Regions from separate parts of the Homo sapiens genome. Here region 2 is linked to region 1. Evidence: chromatin loops called from intact Hi-C (ENCODE). Cell type or tissue: dorsolateral prefrontal cortex. All regions are shown on one strand. Each heading gives the region's core, and the rest is flanking DNA. Links, peaks and the distances in the headings are about the cores only. Region 1 overlaps CD83 (CD83 molecule). Region 2 overlaps JARID2 (jumonji and AT-rich interaction domain containing 2).

Region 1 (11,940 bases), core at 2,259-10,258:
TTCAAAGAGATGTCCCCAAGATGCAGAAGAGGACAGCTGTCCTCAGGAGTCTGTCACGGGCCAGCTGGGGGCATTCATATTTCCCAAGACCCTTTTCCAGCTGCATCTCACCATAGCTTTTATATGACTGAAAAAATGTCCAGGAGGTTGACCAGATAGCTGCATACATCGCTGAAAAGGTGGCCATGGAGAAGCAGCAGTGGCCTCATGCTATGTGGTCATGTGATGGTTTTCGAGGCCTGCCCACAGAAAATGGGGTGGGATCCCCTTCCAGATGTTTTCAGTGAGGTGAAGGACTTCACAGGATGCCATCTTCAGCGTAGGCTCATTCTTCTCTCCTCCAGTGTAACAGACAGGCACACCCCTGAGCCTCAGCTTCAGGAAGAAGAACCTGCAGAAATCCTGCTCATACCAGTTCTGTCTTGTGAGGAGTCACTAGCCCTAAATGCTTATTTGGGGAGGTAACTGGGAGAAAAGCTCGTTCCATGCCAGCTTTAGAAAAATCTGGGAAGATACTCTGTAGCCGTGCAAACTTCTAAAAAGAAATGAAAGAAATGTGAAGTGAATAATTGGAAAAATTCAGCAGTTGTCACCTCCTTTTAAACTCTATTCACTAAGAGCTGGCTAGACAACCCATTCTGGAAGCTCTCATACTCACTGCCTCACTCGCTCCACAAGGGATTTGTACCAACCATTTCACTGGCGTCTCTAAACTTGGACCAGGAGATTCACTGATTGTGGCCATTTCGACCCCCTACTGTTAGGTCTCTGTATGGAAAGTCAATGCCCACAGAAGCAGGCATTTTCCAACAAGAAGCTAAAGTCATTCATGTTTAAAACATACTGCCTGGTAACTCTAATTATCTTCTTATACGCAAATAACCCTAACATCCTAACTGTAAGCTCCTTGAGGGCAGGAACAATGTCTTACACCTTTTTATGCCCTGTACAGTGCCTAGCATAATGCCTTGAACATAGTAGGTGCTCACTGGAGTCTCTGATTGACTGGTATCTAAAATAGAAACCAGAGAGATGAGTGCACAGCCAGAGAGGCAAGTAAGTGAATAGAGGGACACAGTGAGTGGCAAGAACCAGTCCTGGGGTAGCTCCTGGGTGAAGTCTGTCCTGGCCCCTAGGTAGCCAGCCCTGCCTGGTGGATGGAGACAAAGGGGGCAGATCACTTCCTAGAGGGGTCAGACACACATGTGGCCCTACTCTCCCACAACCATCATCAACACAGGTGAGCAGCCATGCAGAAAGAATCTCTGAGGGCTTTGAGCCAGAACCTGCAACCAACAGCTCATGGGCATGTCTAGGGTGCCTGAGCACCGGCCAGCCATCCTGCACCCCGGAAGCCTCCCACTGTGCCTCACTGCTCTGGCTTCTTGGGATTAATTCTTAAGGCATGGGCAGAAATACCAAAAATAGAAGGGGAGAACCCCCACGAGAAATAGTTTGAAGGCAGCCAAAGGAGGCTGATCTATCCCCTGGCATCCCTGGGGCAGTGGGGCCCACTCCCTCACCCACAGGAAGAGCGGGGCCTCTGCTCTGGGATGGGGGACCCTCAGCGCTGCAACTTCTAGCACTGCGCCTACAGGGCCTCTGCTCTTGCATAGAACCCCTTGTCATTTCCCAAACGTCCTTCCTATATCTTACTTTGTTTTTTTTTTCCACAATGCTCTAAACGTAGCCACTAGACAAAAGCTGGAAATATTTCAGGGAGCTTCCTGTAATGATTCTCCCAGTCTAGGGGCCTCAAAAAGTCCAGGGTTCAAAGAATAATCTCTCTCACCATTATTAAATGATTCGCACTATCTGCAAGAGATACTTGGATTGGTGCCCTGGGTAATCTTTTAATAAGAGAAGATGTTTTAAGAAGATACTTACACAAGTGAAAATGATGAGTGTTAAGTAGAAAATAACCAGAGCCAGCAGCAGGACAATCTCCGCTCTGTATTTCTTAAAAGTCTCTTCTTTACGCTGTGCAGGGCATCCTTTAAAAAAGTAAGCGACATGTGAAGCCATTTTAACAGGATTTTTCTACCATGAAAAAAAGCTAAGAATGCTTTGTTCCTTGGTCCTGGAGTCCTGCTTGTCTCCTCTTCCCACCATCAGGATGAACGACAGTAACAGTGACAGTGAAGGTGACAGCAGCAGCCGGCGCGCACTGTCGCTCTGTGTCTGGCTGCATGCGACTCTCACATGGCATCTTTCCGAATCTTCAGAACAGGCCTGAGTAGTCCCATTTTACAGATGAAAGAGCCGAGGCTCAGAGAGGGTCAAGGACCAAGGACCAAGGCGGCTGAGCCAGACAGCTGGTCCAGGCTTATCCTGCGGCCTGTCTGCCTGCACTTCGGATGTCAAGCCTTTCCTGGCTTATTTTGTCCTCCTACCAGATGAACCACCACTTGTTAATCCAGAAATTATCTTAACTTCATCACTGTTGGGTAGACTGTGGTGTGTCCTCACCTCAGGAGGTTTCAGGGACTATGAAAGGAAGCAGGGGAGCTGCCCTGATATTGCCAAATACGTCAACAGATTTTTCTAGAATCATTCAAGCTCTTTCGGCAAGGGTGCCAGCATGGTTGGGTGGAAGAACAACTCCCTCAGGGCTGTTAAAGGGTTTGGTGCAGCACGAAGGGAGGGTAAGAGCAGCGAGGCCTTTAGCCCAGGGACAGACATGAAGGGAGGTGCCTCTCCCCACTCAGGTGCAACACCCAATGTGCTGTTTGGGGAAGCAAGTTGAGCTTTGGCTATAGTGTGCTTGCAAACAGAATCTGCTTGATGCCCCAGGCAGGAGCAGGTGGAGTGCAAGTGAGCGGAGGGGGTTCTGCCATTGGAGCCAATGGCTAGATCTCCAGAGATGTCAACCCCTGAAAATGGATTCGACATTTTGTGCAGCAGTCGAGGGATGGATTCTCACAGCCGTGGGTAATGAGAGCCATTGTCCTCATGGTCCCTAATATGTATTGGTCATTCAGTCTATCCCGGGCACTACACTCAGCATTTTAACGCAACTTCTCATTTAACCTTCACAACAAGCCTATGTTGTAGACGTTACTTCCATTTTAGAGATTAGAGAACTGAGGCTTAGTGTCAATCCGTGATTTGCTCAAGGTCACACACTAACAAAAGGCAGAGTTAATATTTGAGCCAGATCTAAGTGACTGTAGACTCTGACCCCTTAAGTTGTAGGCAATATCGCCATGGAAGAGGAAAAGGAGAGAAAATCAGCTATTCTCTTCATTTTCTCTCCACTCCCTGCAGGACATGCCTGCCCTCTCCACTCTCCTCTGCAAGGTTCCTCTCATTCAGGTGAATATTCATTGAGGGCCTACTATGTGCCCAGATACATCAGAGAAGAAAACGCAGAGGTTCTTGTTCTCTTGGGGAGACAGACAGTAAATCAATCCATACATAACATGCCAGTTGTACTAAGTACCAGGAAACAAAGAAACCAGGATGAAGGGCTGGAGATCCAGGAGGGCCTAAGGGAGGTGTGTGCATACAACACTAAGCAAAAAGCACACACTGCCCCCTTAAACAGGGACTGTACTCTTGCAGGTGTAATAATATTACCCGAAGTCCAATTCCTTTCAGATCCCTGACAGAAGGAGAAATCAACGGTTGTACGGAATCAGGGGCTCTGTGACCACATTTTTATCATTTCCACCCTCAGCCCCTAACAAGTGTTGGGCAAAAGTCAAACAAAAGGCATCATTTAAGCCACAGAAAGAGAAAATGGTGACATGCTTGCAGCGGATTTCCACTTTCAGCCACAGATGTGATCCAAAGCTCTAGAGCTACACTCCAAAAGAGAGGAACGATTTTAGGACCTAAAGGAAGTACACATGCATTGTTCAAGAAGAAAACAAGTGCAGCAGGTCACCTCACCTGTCACTCTCAAGATCACCTTGCCACTTAGGTTTCTCTGCCCATCCGGGTCCTGCAGAGTGCACCTGTATGTCCCCGAGTTGCAGCTGGTAGTGTTTCGGATCTTCAGGGAATAGGGCCTTTCATTGGGGGCGTCGAAAGAACCATTTTGCCCCTTCTGATGATAGTGCTGTCCCCTGAGGTGGTCTTCCTGGGGTGTCTCCATCCTCTCTTCACCACCCTCCAATAACTGTGAAGAAGGAATCAGAGCGCATCACGGTCCACTGCAAGCACTCCAACTCGACACCAATGTTTCCATTTTGTTTTCAGAAGATCCAGCCTCAACTTATGTTTGTAAAACAAGACGTGATGCTTTTGTGTGTGTGTGACCTCTGGGGGAGGAAAGATCTATGAAAATTCCCAAGGCTACATCTTCGGAATATATCAGGACTACATCTCATGATTCTATCATAAGTATCCCAATTTCCACCCTATATTAGGGAGAGAGAGTCACTGTTGATGACAGTGATATGCTGTGTGTGAATCTTGCTGGATTATATTTTGTGTCTATGTATACATGTATAGATAGGACTGTTCTGTATTAAATGTTCTCTTGTTTTCTTCAGATACCAACTCACCCACTGAATGATTCCTATTTTTGTATCCCAGCCTTTTATTTGGAAAAATTCCTAAATCTGTTATGATCCTTGCCAGACAATTCAACTAAAATCAGATAAGCAGATGAGCAACGCCTCCTGCGAACAGTCACCTTGTTCCTCAAGGGCTGTGTCTCTGTGTGGTCATGCCTGACGTCGCCGAATGTGCCACACCTTTTCTCTGTACTATGGCAGTGAGACAGCTGAGAAGCATGCTTTATAGAGAGTGTATGTGTCAGATCATTTGCTGCTCATATCAAACTCCACATGGAAGGGCAGTAACAGCTGACTTCACTGTACTCAGGACAGACCAGCCGGACTTGGGGAGATGCCCAATTTAGCCAGACATTTTATCTGGCTGGCTTTCTTTTTTTCTTTTTTGAGACAGGGTCTCGCTCTATCACCCAGGCTGGAGAGAACTGGCTTGATCATGGCTCACTGCACCCTTGGCCTCCTGAGTCAACCTTCTGGTACTCCCACCTCAGCCTCTCCAGTAGCTAGGACTAGAAGCCTGTGCCACCACACCTGGCTAATTTTTATTTGTTTGTTTTTTTAGAGGCAGTGTCTTGCTCTGTTGCCCAAGCTGGTCTTGAACTCCCAGACTCAAGCGATCCGCCCGCCTCGGCCTCCCAAAGTTCTGGGATTACAGGCGTGAGCCACCGTGCGCGGCTTGCTTTCTGTGAATTCTTTGTGATCAAACTGGTGGAGTGTCCACAGCATCTCCCACTGCATAGATTAGGCTCATACCACATTCACCATTAATTCTCTCTTTCCTAGACATATTTTTAATTTGCCTAATTAACTTGCTAAGTTGCTCCTCCATTGAAATACTTTAAAGCTTCTAAAATGAATGTACACATGCAGTAAAGCAAATCCTTGTTTTCAGCCTTCCTGGGCAGCCCTTCAACAATGACATCCCCTAGCAGCACCTGAGTTTCCCTTTGCTGGTTGGCTGGGGACCAGCAGGGAGCCCAGGATTAAGTGACATTCCTTACCTGTCCCTAGCATGATAACTGCACCCAAGAGCCACCTTAGGGAAGGAGACAGAGATTATCAGGGCCCACTGCCACTGTCTTTGCTTGCACCTATCAATGATGAATCTCCCGTTCTGGGAGCACCCTACAACTCTTCTCTGACTTTTAGGAAGGAACTCAGTGTAGGGAAAGAGATAACCAAGGAGTTAGGGGAATACTCTGAGAAGCAACTCAGGAAAGAAAATACATACACATGGGCACGTGTGCACTCGTATACACACACACACACACACACACACACACACAGTCATTTCTGCTTCATTTATTAATTCAGAGCATATACCACAAGGTCACCGGAAAGCTCAGGCTCCAGCCCTGGTGTTTGTGAGCATTCCTGTAGAGTGGGCTACAGAGACATCTGGTGGCAGATTGATCGCTCCTGCAAGAAAACCTGCTCAGCTCCCTCCCAGCCCTGAGCTGAGATGAACGGCTCTTCTCAGGCCGAGTCTGCGGACATAAATCCCATTTCTTGATGGTCCTTTTTGTGTGGAAAGATTCCTTCCTAAATAATCAAGAATCTATGGGAGGAAGCTAAAAGACTGGGGCCCATAGGTGTGCAAAAATAAAGCACAAAAAGGAGGTGGGGCCAAGGAAATTTAGAGGAAACTAACAGTGTCCATCTGATTCCAGAACACATCTAATTTAGCACCATTTTTCCCTTTTCAAGCCTAAGTAAACCATAAACTGAAGCCTCGTCATGGGCTCACACTGCTTGCCTCTCCCTTCCGCTGCCTGGCAGAGCGGCTTCTTCCTACCAGGCAAGGGCTTTCAAGAGACCAGAGACCGAGGCCCATCCAGGGCCAATCTGTGTCTAGGATGGCCTGAAAGGCCAGTTTGAAATAATTAGCTCGGCCCAGTCCCTGCAGTCCCCATTCCGATGTCCAATCTTGCTTTTCTTTTTCTAAATTAACCTCCAAATGCGAGTGTAGCTGCAACAACCGTTTTGAGATTATTCACCCATGGTTTTCTCCTGGGAAGCTCCTCTCCCATCCAGCAACCCCTCCCTCAGCTCAGAAAGGCCCATCTGAAAGTCAAGATCAACACTGTGAACCCCTCTGGAGCTGGTAGAAACATAAACTATTGTGTCTATTTACATAAAGATGGCCCCATTATTGTGTTAGCTGCTGGGAACTGTTGAAGCAAAAAGGTGCTGGTGATCAAAACTGGCTGGCAGTAACTTCTGCCTATTTGCAGAGAATTCATTTTAAAAATCAGCAGCAACACCAATAAAATTTATTTGACGGTTAGATTTCCAAGGGCCTCTGGCAAAACCGTCAGTGGGCCGCTAGTTATTTTTAAATGGCAAAACAAAGGCAGGGTGAGCCATAAGAACAGAAGGAAGAATCAAGGGAGAAGGCAAAACAAAGAACCTCAAAGCGACCTGCAGAATTCTGATGTGCTGCCACCAGTGGGATCATGGCAAAATATCTCAACTCTCACAGGGTCATCTTCCAAACACCCCTTTTCCTAAATGACCCAGAGAACTATCCGCAAAACCTAGGAACTCTTGCCAAACCAATGAACAGCGCTGTTTGCCTAATAACTAACTACAGCAAAAAGAATTCCCTGTAAATTCATACATTGCACCTGGAAATATTTCATAACCCTCCCTCTAACTTCCAGTTTTAGGTATATACATTTTCAGCTAAACTTTCTCTTGTGACCCCCAGCTGTGGAATTTGGGGTTTATCCACAGCTGCAAAAGGCGTGGTAGTTTTTATGTTAATGTTGCATGCTCAGAATGGGGGTGGGGCCCTAGCAGGATCAAGGGACCGTATGCAAAAGCTCATATCATTATCATCAGATACGTGGCCAGGCAGCTATCACCCTGCTTTATCAGATGAGCTAACTGTGGCAGAGGCACCACCAAAAACTGGAGGGAAATTTCAGTGGGAGGAAAACGGAGTAACAGCAAATGGGCCATCCCCACTTTGCTTTGTTTTATGAGTTCTCATAAACATTGGAGCTCACTCAAAATCAACCACTGGCAAGAACAGCTCTTTAAACATTCCAAATCTAAAAGTGTTCCATTGCTTCTCTGCAAAACCATTTTAGGAAATAGTAATTTATAACAAAAGGAACCCTCAGATTCATTCACAGCCAACCATAATTGACAGGAACTATTTAATGCACGCTTCACAATGCTAATATTGTAGTACAGTGCGCTAAAGCACAACACAATTTCAGCAAATTAATTACTCAAAACACTCATCCCAATCATGTTTTAAAAATCCACATGTTGTACATTAACTTTTATGCTGACAACTCTATCATTTTTGGTTGGGCTGGAAAAGTGCAAACGTGGGACATCTCATTTTCAGAAAGCCTGGGGACTCTGACTTGTCTCAAGGCCTCCAATTTGACTAAATTATTTAAATACCATATTCTTTCTCTCAAATGGAGATTTGACCTTAAGGAAAGCACAGGCCCTAAATTAAAACAAACTCTCTTTCATTTGCAGAATGCTAAATCAAGCAAACACAAGTACTAATTGTATGGGCACGTGAATGGAGTCAGTTTTTTTTTTTTAATGATGAACTAATTTGAACTAAAACAAAAGACATAAAATAAATCATTAATTATGGCTGAAACTGAACCAATATTAAAACATCCTATTGTGGAAAGTGTTTTTTTTTAAGTTTACATAATTTTATCCAAATATATGCCAACCTCCTACATTACCATATTTGAAGCTAAGAGGGCAATAGTTTCATTTTATAGCAAAAAAAGAGTTTTGATCACAAAATTGAAATCTAAATTTATCATATAGCAGATTTGTTAAGAATGCAGGGCCAGGCACGGTGGCTCATGCCTGTAATCCCAGCACTTTGGGAGGCTGAGGCAGGTGGATCACATGAGGTCAGGAGTTCAAGACCAGCCTTGCCAACATGGTGAAACCACATCTCCACCACAAATACAAAATATTAGCTGGGCGTGGTAGTGGACATCTGTAATTCCAGCTACTTGGGAGGCTGAGGCAGGAGAATCGCTTGAACCCAGGAGGCGAAGGTTGCAGTGAGCCAAGATTGTGCCATTGCGCTCCAGCCTGGGTGACAGAGCATGACTCCGTCTTAAAAAAAAATAAAAAAATAAAAGCAGGGGTGGGGGGAATGTGCAATAGGTACCTACCTAAAAGAAAAAAAAACAGTATAAAAATTTCATCTAATAATTTGATAAAACATATTTAAGGGTATAGATTGTAAGGATTTAAAGTTGGTATTAAATTAATCTGATGTATTCCAACCACATTGAGCAGCTTTTTTTATCGCATTTCTTGTGCACTAACATTCATGTACCTTGGTTTCTAACTCAATTAAAGTGCCAATATAATTCCCATTCATCATAAAAACAGCTCTTTATAATGTGCAAAATAGTTTGGCTCAGAGGTTGATGTCATAATGAGGGTAGAATGTATGAGCATTAATATCTTTTTTTCTATGCGTAGTTTTATTAGAAAAATGATTTTCTACTTTGAAATTTACTGGGTCTAACAGACAGAGCTGGATTTATGGCTGTTAACAGAGTTATGAGTATAGCAGAGGCAACATAATTAAGAGCACAGGCATTGGCATTGGACTGAGCTGGAACCAAACCCCAGCCCTCCCACGGCTACCTCTGCTCTTGGCCAACTGACTGAACCACTCTCAGGCTTGGATAGCTCCACTGGAATCTGGGGGTGATCACATCTCACTGAGCTGGCGTGAAGATACTTATGATGATGTATACAGACCCTAAGCATCATATCGATCACACAGAAAGCCCTGAAGATGTTACTACTCTCTCTCTCTCCTTTTTTTTATAACCAAGGTTTCATTCTGCATACTAAATAGTTCCCTGAATATAAGACGTATTGAAAAAGTATTTACTGAATGAATGCGTGAATTTTAGAAAGAGTGAGAAAGTTACAAGAGCACTAGCTTTGGAATCAAAGGTCTGAAGTCAATCCCAGTTTCTCCATGTGTTAGCTGGGTCATCTTCCATATGTCACTTCACCTCTGAGCCCCATTTCGTGATCTGGAGCTCCCTTACTTGCTCATGGGGTTATTATAAAATCAAGTGAGAAAACAAGAAAAGTGCTGTATAATTGGTAATGCTGGTAATAGAAATTATTCTTGTCTGTGATAGCTTTCCACACCATCCACCCACTCTGTCATTTCCTTACCACTGACACTTCCCGTCTCCTCTGGGAAAGTTGTCCTAGAAGTCCCAATCTCTGCTCTAGGGAGAAACTGTTTTTTCCACATATGATGTCTTCAAAATATCCACAACATTCTGTATTTTTTAAAGCACCATCATAATAATGTATCAAAACCCCTTTGGAACTGAGATTTGAAGGCAATGTTGGACCCTTCATTGTTCATGCCAATCATCTCTCTTCTATTAGCATCCCGTGGGGCCTGCTGGACCTGGAAGAGGTACCATTACAAGCTCTGAGTTCATGTCCTCTGAAGAACTCCACACCTAGGTTCTAGAGGAGGCAACTTAACTCAGGCCTGGTACCCCACGATCATGGAGACTGGCTCTGATAGGCACGTGACCCAGTCAAAGTCCCTTGAGAATAATCAGACATAAGTTGAGATATTTGAAGAGAAACACAACCTTCTCCTTTGCACTTGCTTCTGGAAGGATATACAGGTTGAGCATCCCTAATCCAAAAATCTGAAACACTTCTGCTCCCAGGCATTTCAGATAAAGGATGTGCAACTTGTCCAACTCTGTAGTTACTGGCTGTGATCTGGCTGCTATGTAGAGGTTGGACACAGAACCAATGTAAAGGAAGGCAGAGTTGACAGATGGAAAGTCACCAAGTCCTGGGGACATTCATGAACCTCTAAGCCTAGCTATATTCATTTGCCAGGGCTGCAGAGCACCACAAACTGGGTGGCTGAAACAATAGAAATGTATTCTCTCACAGTTCAGGAGGCCAGAAGTCCAAAATCAAGGTGTTGCCAGGGCCAAGCTCTCTGAAGGCTTTAGGGGAGAATCTGTTCTGTGCCTTTCTCTTAGCTTCTAGTGGTTGCCAGCAGTCCTCGGCGTTGCTTGGCTTGTAGACACATCACTCCAATCCCTGTGTCTGTCTTCAAATAGCTTTCTCCCTGTTGTCTGTGTCAGTGTGTGTTTTCTCCTATCAGGACATCATTCATACTGAAGTAGGGCCCACCCTAGTCAGGTAGCACCTCATCTCAATTTGATTACATTTGCAAAGACTCTATTTCAAAATAAAGTCACAATCACAAGCATCAGAAATTAGAACTTCTGATCTTTTGGGGGGGGCACAATTCAAGCCACAACGCCATCCATAACTGAAATGTGAACTGTATTTTGATTTTTCAATTTTTTCCCATTCCAATTATATATAAGCCAATATATTTCCTTCTCTTTAGGCTAGTTTTGATTGGATTTACAATCCCTCACAACTGAAAGACTCCTAATGATAAGGCACCCCGCACCACCATGTAAATAAGGTTGGTACGTAGGGGGCTATTGGCACATGGCTCCAGCCTCGAGGCCAGTCCTGCTTTGTCCCCTGGGCTTACATGCCTCCCACTCCTTGGGGAATGAGACCTCAAGGCCTGATTTGAATCAGAACCTCTGTTCTCCAGAACTGCTGGTCCAAGGTGATTATGAACTGTTTATGGAAACCAGCATCCTTCTTTTCCTAAAGGTTTTCCCTATGTGGACCCATAATCCTAGGCAGCTACCAGCTCTTCTAGAATCGGTAACCTCAATTCTATCGGTAATACCGATTCTAATCGGTAACCCCGAGGACTGCTGGCAACCACTGGAAGCTAAGAACTGGAACACTTCTCCAAATTGTCCCAATTTGGGATATGCAGTAGACTGGTCCTCCAAGAAAGCATCAAGTGATATTAACAAGCCTTGGGCTCCCAAGTCTGTACTAGTCCCACATGACACACACGGAAATTTTACCCAAATACACCTCAGTGCAAAACAAAACAAAATGAAAAACAAAAACATGCTTATGAGTATAAAAGAATCTTAGGGAAGTATTTTCTGCCCAGCTCTATTTTGAGCTAATGATTGTTGATACAAAATTTAGGGTTATTCCAGGAGTAGCCAGGAAGGGATTACGGAAACATCTTTAGAGGGAGGAAACTTTTTTTAGGTAATCAATCTGCTTTTAGTCTTGCCCTACATAAAACTTTCCCTTATGTCACTGAGACCTTCTCCAAACTTCCTCTTCTTTGTGTAGTGACATTGCCAAGTACGTAGCTAAGACAATCCAGTCCTCATGTGACTCAGGTTCCCCCTTTTATTAATGGAAAACAAGTTGGTTTTTTTGTTTAGCTTTTTTTTTTTTTTTTTTCAATTTAACTCTCAGCTGCTTTCTTCCTCCCTCCCCATTATCAAGCTAA
Region 2 (9,159 bases), core at 831-8,830, 1.4 Mb before region 1:
GAGAGGTTCAGTCACCACCAGGCTGCTAAAGACAGTGAGGGGTGCGTATTTCTCATCTCTTGAGTTCTGAGGGCTCCTGAGATCCTGTGTTTGAAACCACCCTAGTGCTGGAATAGATGTGGAACATGGAGGACTCCAACTTAGGCGGCCACCCGGGGAACGCACCCTTGACTTTCCAGCAGCAAAACAGGTTCTCATGGTGGTCCATGAGTGGCTCACAGTCAACAGAGCAAGCGGCGTCCAACGACCCCATGCAAACTCCCCCAAAACCCTCAACATCACAGATTCCTGACCGCTGTGACGCCGATGACCTCACCCACCAGCCCCGGCCCCCTTGGGCGGGCTGTCCACAAAGCCCACAGCTGTCCCGCCAGTGGACACCCTGCTGCCTGAGGCCACAGGAGAGTGCTGGGACAGAGACCCTCACTGGGGGCCTGTCTAGGGTTGAGAGGGGCCGGATGAAAGGAAACAGCCACCTGGCTTCTGCCGGAGGGCTCCCATACTTCACGCTGACTCCAAGTCCTATTCTAATTCTGAGTTTGAAAATAAGGAAAAATTCAGTCTTAACACTCAAGAGGAGAAGAGTCATAGGCCTTTCTCAGAAAGCTTGAGGGGAAGGACTTGTTTTCGTCTGCGGTGTTTCTAAGCAAGGAACAGAGAACACGTTGTAGGAGTGTGGGAATGCCACCTACTGACAGAAACAAGACCTTGGAGAGACACGGGGCCAAGGACAGGAAGAACAGGAAACACATCAAATTTAAATTCACAAATGTATTAGTAATCCAAGCAATGCAAACTGTCAACGTATAAGTCAAACCCCAATTTTTGCCTATGGATTTATAACGGGTTTTTTTTTTTTTTTTGAGATGGAGTCTCGCACTGTCACCTGGGCGATGGCGCGATCTCGGCTCACTGCAACCTCCACCTCCCGAGTAGCTGGGACTACAGGCGCTCAACATCATGCACGGCTAATTTTTTCTATTTTTAGTAGAGATGGTGTTTCACCATGTTGGCCAGGCTGTGATTGGCCCGCCTCAGCCTCCCAAAGTGCTGGGATTACAAGCATAAGCCACCGTGCCTGGTTTTTGTTTTTGTTTTTTTTTTTTAAAGAGACAGGTTGTCACTCTGTCACCCAGGCTGGAGTACAGTGGTGTGATCATGGCTCACTGTAGCCTTGAACTTCTGGGCTCAAGTGATACCCCCGCCACCACACCCAGTTAATTTTTTGTATTTTTTGTAGAGATTAGTCTCCCTCTGTCACCCAGGCTGGTCTCGCACTCCTGGCCTCGAGTGATCTGCCCACCATTGCCTCCCGAAGCACTGGGATTGGCCTACCATGCCCGGCCTCACAATACATTCTTCTTAAAATAACTTTCAGGCTGACAGGAAATGCCAGGTGACAACTCTGAAGTTTCTGAAGGATGGCTTGAAAATGAGGCCACCTGGTGCCACCTCACAGGGACAGACCAGCTTCACCCCCAGGTGTAACTACCATACAGCCCTCAGTGCATGGAAATGAATAGCGTGTTCCAGCAAGAGGATGGACAGCTGGGCGCAGTGGCCCATGCCTATAATCCTGGGGCTCTGGGAGGCTGAAGTAGGCAGCCTATGGGTAACAGCAAAACCCCATCTCTACCACAAAAAAAAAAAAAGTTAACCAGGCGTGGTGGTACACCTGCTGTCCCAGCTACTCAGGAGGCTGAGGTGGGAGGATGACCAGGAGGTTGAGGCTACAGTGAGACAGGATCACAGCACGCATTCCATCCTAGGCAACAGAGCAAGACTGTCTCAAACAAACAAAAAAAAAAAAGAACAGAGAGAGAGCACACCAAGCTATGCAGCTTTTATCAGTGATGTTTATAAGATACTTTGAAGATCTGGGAAAATGCTTATCATCATTTTCTTTTAAGAACCAAATGGCTCTAGGTAATACATTTTGAGAAGTCTGGGGGAAAAAACCAGACAGAAGGAAATCTACAGGACAGGAGGCAGGGCGGTCACGGACTGCATTTGTCCCCCATCAAATGCAAACGTTGAACCTCCAGGATCTCAGCTGTGACTGCAGTTGGGGGTAGGGCCTCTAAAGAGGTAAATCAGCTCAAATGAGGCCATGAGGGTGGGCCTATCTGATACAATGTGATTTGCGTCCTTAGGTAAGGAGGAGATGAGGACACACCGAGTTTTTAGCTCTTTCAAATGTTACAAAGCCCTGATCTGACGATCTGACGATCTGACTCATCCGGGAGAGGCTGTGTCCTCCCTCTTCTACAGGGCACGCCAGGACTCGGGGTGAGACGGCATGACACAGTCACACTGGGAGGCCAAGGAGAGTCGACCCGGGTCTCAGTCCTGGCCCACCATGGACAAGCAGAGGGACGCAGAGGCACTGGCCTCTCAGCGAGTGTGCAGCCGAAGGGGGCACCTGTGGGACACAGGCACCACACAGCATATGGGGTGGGCACCTCCTAAGCTAGGCTTCTGTACTGGAGATGTGAGGCACTGTGGAAAGGGACGAGGCCCGGGGAGGCAGGTCAGGCCCTTCGGGCATGCTCTCTGTTCCAGGCTAAGGTGTGTAGTGCTGTGGAGCCATCTGCAGTGCCAGCTGGGCGTCCCTACCCAGAGTGTGTCAGGGCAGCTCTCTGGTGAGAGGTCAAGGGGAGACTGGAAGAAGCATGGCGAGGCCACAGCCATCCAGTCGCCATGGAAGGGCTTTTCTGAGCCCACCTCTGGGCTGGAACAGGGGTGAGCAGGGGGAGGAGGTGTTTGGTATTAACCCCAAAGCTGAGGCAGGCAGGTGGGCACGAGGAAGCCAGCAGGGCACAGTCGAGAAGGCAAGAGGAATGCAGCCTGCTGTGGCCTGGAGTGGCTGTGCCAGAAAAGCATCTCTGATCCCAGATGGGACAGGAGGAACATCAGCTTTCACCAAGGATAGATTCTGAAGTCCTCGGGGGCTGAGGCAGATCATGTAGCTGAGCAGGACCAGGAAACCAAGAACAGAGCCAAAGGGCAGAGGCCATGGGCCCAGGTGCACCAGGCACAGGCCACAGGGAATGGCAGACGCTGCCCAGTACTGGAAACCCGCCCCTCACTGCCTCAGAAAGAATGGGTAAGAGCAGAGTGCGTGGGGGCTGGAGTGACAAAGTAGGGCGGAGAGGGAGGCCACCTGCTCCCCAGGGAGGAAGGACGCACTGCAGGACCGAGGGAGGGCCACGCGTGGGCAGAACAGAGGGACAGCCTCTGTGTGGCCTGGTCACTGTGGGTGAGGCAGCCACCTCCGGCGGCCAGAAGCTCCGCCGAGGTCCCACAGCCGGCTCCAGAGATGGGAGCACAGCAGGTCTCCTGGGCAGAGAGCGCCCTCCCTCTTCTGGGGGCAACCCCGGAGCTCTCAGGCCAAGCACTACATGCGAGGGCGCCGGCAGGGCCAGGCGGGCTCACCATGGACAGGTAGCACAGGTGCTGGCAGATCTGACACCTCCTCTCTGACGTCTCCAACTGCAGCCACTTTCGAGGCTTTTTCTTCCCGTCCGCCACCGTGCTGCTGCCATCGTGGCTGCCATAGCGTGCGGAGGAGTGGAGGCCAGCCTCGAACAGCTGCCTGCGCTGCCGCAGCTCTGTATCCCTGCCAGACACGGGAGACGGCCCGCACCTTTAGTGACGGCCTGCCATGCTCACCAGCAGAGGGGACACACGCACCCCACACCGGCCTCCCTGCAGACACACCCTCCTGTCAGGAAGTGAGGCCTGCTCGGGGGGTGAGCCCCCGAAGGGCAGCCGGGTCCAGCTCTCTGGCGTGGGCTCTGGGGGTCTGTTACCTGAGCTCATCCAGGAGGGCTGAGATGGTACTGAGAGTGGGACCGTTTTCTTTTTTTGCTTCTGCTTGTGCAATCTGGTAGAGTAACTTCTCCATGGAGAATGGCTTAGCTATATGGCGACGCTTCATTTCCTGAAAGAGGAGTCACATCCCTTTAGGGTGGATTTTCATTACTAGGCAGCTGTCAAGGTTCTTCTTGGTGGAGGGGGCAGGCAGGCTGTCTGAATTTCTAAATCTTGAATTGCATTTAGATTAAAAACTCTTCAAAACTTTGCCTCCCTGTGAGAAAGGCACCACATACCAGGAAAAGTCATAGCACTTCGCCGCTACCCAGAGGCAGCTGCCACTCCCTCACGATGGGTGGAGGTTCTCTGTCCATTCTAAGCAATTACCTTGAGCATCTTCAACAGTTTTCCAATACTGGAGGGGTCTGTCAGTAACGGTCTGATCAAAACTCTTTGTGATACAAACAAATCCCTAACAACTTTTCATTCCTAGAAGACCTTTCAACCACGTCTTAAGAATTTCAAAGACATATTCCAAAAGGAACTATTGACAAATAGACACGCACACGCAGGGATGCTTCTGTGTGCGCTCACGCACGGCACTCACAGGGATGCGGGGGCAGCAAGCGGGAGGAGGCCGGCTCTGCTCACCTTGGCGGTCTCAAAGCCCATACTTGTCCACTGGGTGGTAGCAAAGTGCACGGTTTCAGACACGCTGTACCCACAGCACACTTTGGACACAAAGGATCCCGGGAAGCAGACGACAAACTGGCCACTCTGCTGCACGGTCCTGTGCACCTTGATCCCCTCTTTGCACAGCACCTCCGGGGAGATCTGGGGAGACAGGGCCAGGCTGAGGCACCCCTCCCTGTGCGCAGGGACACCTGCAGTCTTCAGGTGACGTATGCGCACCCTAAGAGGCCTGCTCTCAAGGAGATAAGATTGTTTTATGTGGAAAATAAAAAGACGTCATTCATAACACAAGAAGGAGCTTCTAAACTGCACTGGTCCAAGAGTGATGACAGGTTCATGCACAGCTGAGGACATGATGACCACACAGGCCCCTCTGTCCCCACGTGGCAATGCCAGGGCTGGAAACAGGACAAGGTTACACAACCAGGAGGCTGCCGGGCTCATCTCCAGAGCCAAGTAGGCCACAGGCCCACAGGCTGGGCTTACAAAGGAGTCCCCCGTCCATCTCTTCTCTAAGATGGACAGGCGGGACCGGCAGGGTCAGCAGAGGCCAGAGAAGCTGGTCAGAACTCAGCTCAAAGCAGCACTTCCCAGGAACTCACCAGCCCCATGACTTCCTGAAAACAGGTGAAGAAGCCTTTGTGCTCATTCCTCTCACATGCCCAGAAGGTAGGAGCGGCGGGCACAAGAAATCCCAGGGCCCACAGCAGCCCACAACACAAACAAGCCCCAAAACAGATGCAAAGGCCGTGCAAAACCCCAGCGCCCTGTGCAATCTGATGGAAGGTCAGTTTGGCTTTTGTGTCAGAGGACCTTTCCCTTTGCACCCTGGGGATTTGTTTTGCTGTGTCCTCATTGCCTTTGAAAGGCGGGTTCATGGGAAACCATGTTCAAGTGCCTAGGAGGTCCTACAGCTCCTGCTGGAGGCGGTGGCTGAGTGGACGCACCATGACGTTGCTTTCCAGCATCTGCAGCCCTGGGGTGCCATTGGCTTGCAGCAGGGTGTGGACCACATCTTCCAGCTTGTTCTCCTCCTCAGCAGGAATGCAATACCTGGGTCATTGAGAGACACAAGAGACAAGCAGAGACTTGACAAGGGCCTCCTGCATGTACTGGGCCACCCCCGTCACCCTCAGGGACCCGAGCACACGAGAGGCTCTGCTCCACGCCGGCAGGGATGGCGCACTGGCCTGGCTGGGTGCCTGGTCACTGCTGGCTCCCATTTCCCATGGCAGCAGTGCCACGTCCACCTAGCACACAGCCAAACCACAGTGCATCCGCGTTGCGAGATGCTCATCTTTTATGGAGATCTGACCCACCTGGTGAGCCAAAAAGCCTTCAAACCACAAACAGATGTTCACAAACCCCTAGAAATCAGAACCAGACACACTGCGGCCTCCACGAGCCTCTTCTGAGGCTCCAGCACTGCACCCTCCTTCTGTTAACAGAGGCCACTGCAGGAGCAGCACCTGATAATGTCCTCACAAGGAATACGTGGCTCCCTCGGCCCTCCAGACAGGAACAGTAAACCCTGCCCTCTACAAATGCACAGAGAGTTGGGGAAGGAGCCAGGCTCATGCACATGTGCCACCTCAAGGCCAACTCCTTGGCAGATGCTGTGGTGAAGTAGGGGTCAGGGGATAGCTAGGGGCCCCCAGCTCTGCTCCCCACTGGAGAGTTTTACGTGTTAGGACCCAGCCTACCCGGCATCAGGCACATACAGCAAGACACACAGGAGGATCAAGGGCTCATAGGCCTCTGTCAGAGGGTGGCCTGGGGAAGTGGTGGCTCACAGACCCTCCAGGGTATAACCATGGCAGGGGTCCTCAAGTGTAAGAAAAGGTGGGAGGTACAGGTAGAAAGTAACCTACACGGCCTCCTCACGGCAATCACAGGGAGGGGAGGAGGTTTTGCCCATGTCCTTGGAGCCCACCAGGGCCACACTTCCACTCACAACGTGTGACGCCCCTGGTGTCAGGCTCACAGCATGAATGAGGGGGATGTGAGGGGAGGCCCCCCGCAAGGCAGGGGTGCAGGGATGGCTGCCCTGCCCCTGGGTGTCTCAGGCTGTCTGAGGGGCTCCTCCCCAGGCAAGAGGAGGACATCAGTGTGGAGAGGGGCCTGACAGGTCTTCAGGATGCTAAGCCAGTGAAGCCATCAACCACCATTAAACACAAAGATGTGGGCCAGCAGCTCAGGGCAACACCGCCAGCCCCTCCCCACAGCCCCCGCCCCCCAGGTCCAGGCGGGCAGCAACTCTGCAGCCCCTATGTGTCTGTGATGAAAGCATTTCTCTCTGAGGCCAAATCCTGGTTTCAGTTGCTCAGTGAAGGAAGTATTTTTTTTAATGCTCATGTTATTTTCAATGCCAACATATTCTGTTACTGATTGGTAATTTAAATACAGGGTTTCTAACCTAAATCACATGTTTTAAGAAAAACTACACACCATCATGTTCTCTGATCCTATCCCTGCCTTTTCTTTCTCTCCTGTCAATGAGGTTCCAGGAGTGAGTCTTCAAAAAGCCCACACAGGGTATCACATTTTGCTATCTGTGACTCAACGTCAAGCCATAAGCAAACCCACACGGAAGAAACTCGGGCCTGAGGTCACTGGCCTGGGGATGACCCCAGAACACAGGCCATGCCACAGCCAGTGTAACTCCTCCACAGGAAATGGCCACGCTCTTCTTCCGGAGGCAAAGGCACCTCTCGGAATAGTCCTGGCTGTCCCCTCCCCAGCTGGTGGCCTGGCCCGGCTAAGCCCCAAGGCTCCTGTCAGTCCCCGCTCCACAGGCAACAGCCTGGGCTTCCCGGGCCCATCACTCTGGACCCACTGCAGGACACCATGATCACCGTCCATGGCACACAGACCCATGTGGGAAGGGAGGGCTCCCTCATGTCCACAGCACCACTCACCAGAACAGCCAAAATGAGGAGGCTGCAGCCGACGCTGGCTCCAAAGAGGGAGAACACGAGTCCTAAGACTTTGTTTATTTTAATAAAGAATGTTTAATCACCCCATTAGGGCAATAAACACAGTCAGCATGGCATGAACAGCATGCCGGTAAACGATCAGACGACAAGACATCTGATTATTTGTAGTCATTTCCCATCTGCCGCCGTAAACAAAGACACCAAAGAGTCCAGCCTCGATCAGGGATGGGTGCAGTGAGAGTCAGGATTACAGGCGGGGACCCAGCCTCAATCAGGGATGGCTACAGTGAGAGTCAGATTACAGGCGGGGACCCAGAACACCTCGCCAGGCAACAGACTCCACAGGGTACATAACGCGCGTGTCTCCACATGGCAGGAACGAGATTCCCAAGTCAACTCTACTCCCCACAGCCACCGATAGATGAGGAAACACTGGCTCTACAGAGAGGCTGAAAATAACCAATCATGAAATACCACGGTTTATATTCAGTTACTAGAGGGCTGATGACACGGTCACTACTACTGGTTAGCTTTGTGTGGCACTTTTACTACTGTTCCTTAACCCTAAGGTGAAAATAACTCTTGGAAATCCACAAGAAAAAGTGACTAATCCATAACAAAACAAAACGAAACAAAACAAAACAAAAACAGACGTAAGTAGGTAATTCTTAAGGGAACTTAAGGAACTAAGGGGAACTTAAATGGCCACTAAGCATATGAAAAGATTTGCTCATCATCAGACAGTGTTACAACATTCTCCAGCACCCCAACTCTTCCAACAGAGGTAGGTGATCCCAGGCCCAGGCTTCGGCAGGGAACGCAGGACAGGCCTGAACACAGAGAAGCAAGTTCTCAAGCACGTGGAACCACCTGGACAAGAAGTTACCCACAGGCCCCACTTCATGTGGTAATAGTAGTTTCTGCAGTCCCTCCCTTCCCGCCTGGGGCCAGTACTCACCAAATGCAGTCAGCACCAGTGTGTAAGTAGTCAATGTATGGAAGGTGATTTTGGTCTCGAGACCAGCATGAGGTAGAAAAGACCATGCCAATATTTAGCCAGGGAATAGTCACTCCTAAAACAGAAAGAGTGAAAAGGGCATTTTTAAAAGCTAGGCAACAAGGTCTCAAAGGAACAGTAAGTAAAAATCTCTTTCTTCCGCTAAAACAAGAAGGAAAAGAAATGGGACTCAAAGCCAGACAAAAGACAGTGAGCAGAAGGTACCTACTCTTTCCTGCTTGCTCTACAGAAGTGGGAGAATATGAACACCGCTTCAAAACATCAGGAGCACGTCGGCCTCATGAGGGAGGTGGCCGCAGGAACCTGACCTGGTGAGGAATGCCGAGGAACCGGCCGCCCACGGGCCGAAGCCCCCAAGCCTCAAGGCTGAGGACCAGAGGCGCCAAACCCAAAAACCCCCATCAGGGCCAGAGGCAGAAAGCAAGAAAGCCCCTTTGTTGGTAAGGCCTCTGAGCAGGGTGAGTAGGGCACAGGGCTCCTTGGCTCAGCTCAGAAATGAGTCAGGTTCCAGGACCCGGACAGGTTCCTAGCCACTTTCGCCAAGGCCTGGGCCTTCACATTCATGGTGACCACAACCTCCATGACCCCTTGGCTTTCCCTGAAGTTTGCAAAGCATCCATCCGTCCCTTACGAGCCTACTGACCATCCTGAGAATTCATGATTTCAAGCCTGCAGTAGCCTTAAGGAATTGTGACT

The links. Hi-C counts contacts between places; a loop is a spot of excess contacts. Peaks named below come from ENCODE experiments on the same cell type or tissue, not always from the same donor. Only the 100,000 strongest peaks of a DNase experiment are listed, where the experiment ranks them.
Region 2: it touches region 1 in a loop (2.4-fold over the local background); 6 of 110 quality-filtered maps call a loop at or near these places.

Annotation. Positions count from the first base shown.
Region 1 is chr6:14,123,703-14,135,642 of GRCh38, reverse strand. It overlaps CD83 (CD83 molecule), which reads right to left. Exons shown (of 5, transcript NM_004233.4): 3 at 3,895-4,123; 4 at 1,888-1,994; 5 at 1-535. The coding sequence ends at 407. Among named protein-coding and RNA genes, the nearest start is that of CD83, 12 kb to the right of the region's middle. RefSeq lists enhancers at 5,822-5,871, 6,502-7,100. In dorsolateral prefrontal cortex, for the core only: a CTCF peak has its summit at 5,929 (motif pointing left); DNase peaks (open chromatin) are centred at 5,922 and 9,174.
Region 2 is chr6:15,507,699-15,516,857 of GRCh38, reverse strand. JARID2 (jumonji and AT-rich interaction domain containing 2) reads right to left here. Exons shown (of 18, transcript NM_004973.4): 12 at 8,404-8,518; 13 at 5,457-5,562; 14 at 4,468-4,650; 15 at 3,813-3,943; 16 at 3,436-3,619. Among named protein-coding and RNA genes, the nearest start is that of DTNBP1-AS1, 34 kb to the left of the region's middle. RefSeq lists enhancers at 3,089-4,067, 7,887-8,428, 8,429-8,970, 8,971-9,159. In dorsolateral prefrontal cortex, for the core only: a CTCF peak has its summit at 4,473 (motif pointing right); DNase peaks (open chromatin) are centred at 4,500 and 4,935; H3K27ac peaks cover 2,483 bases.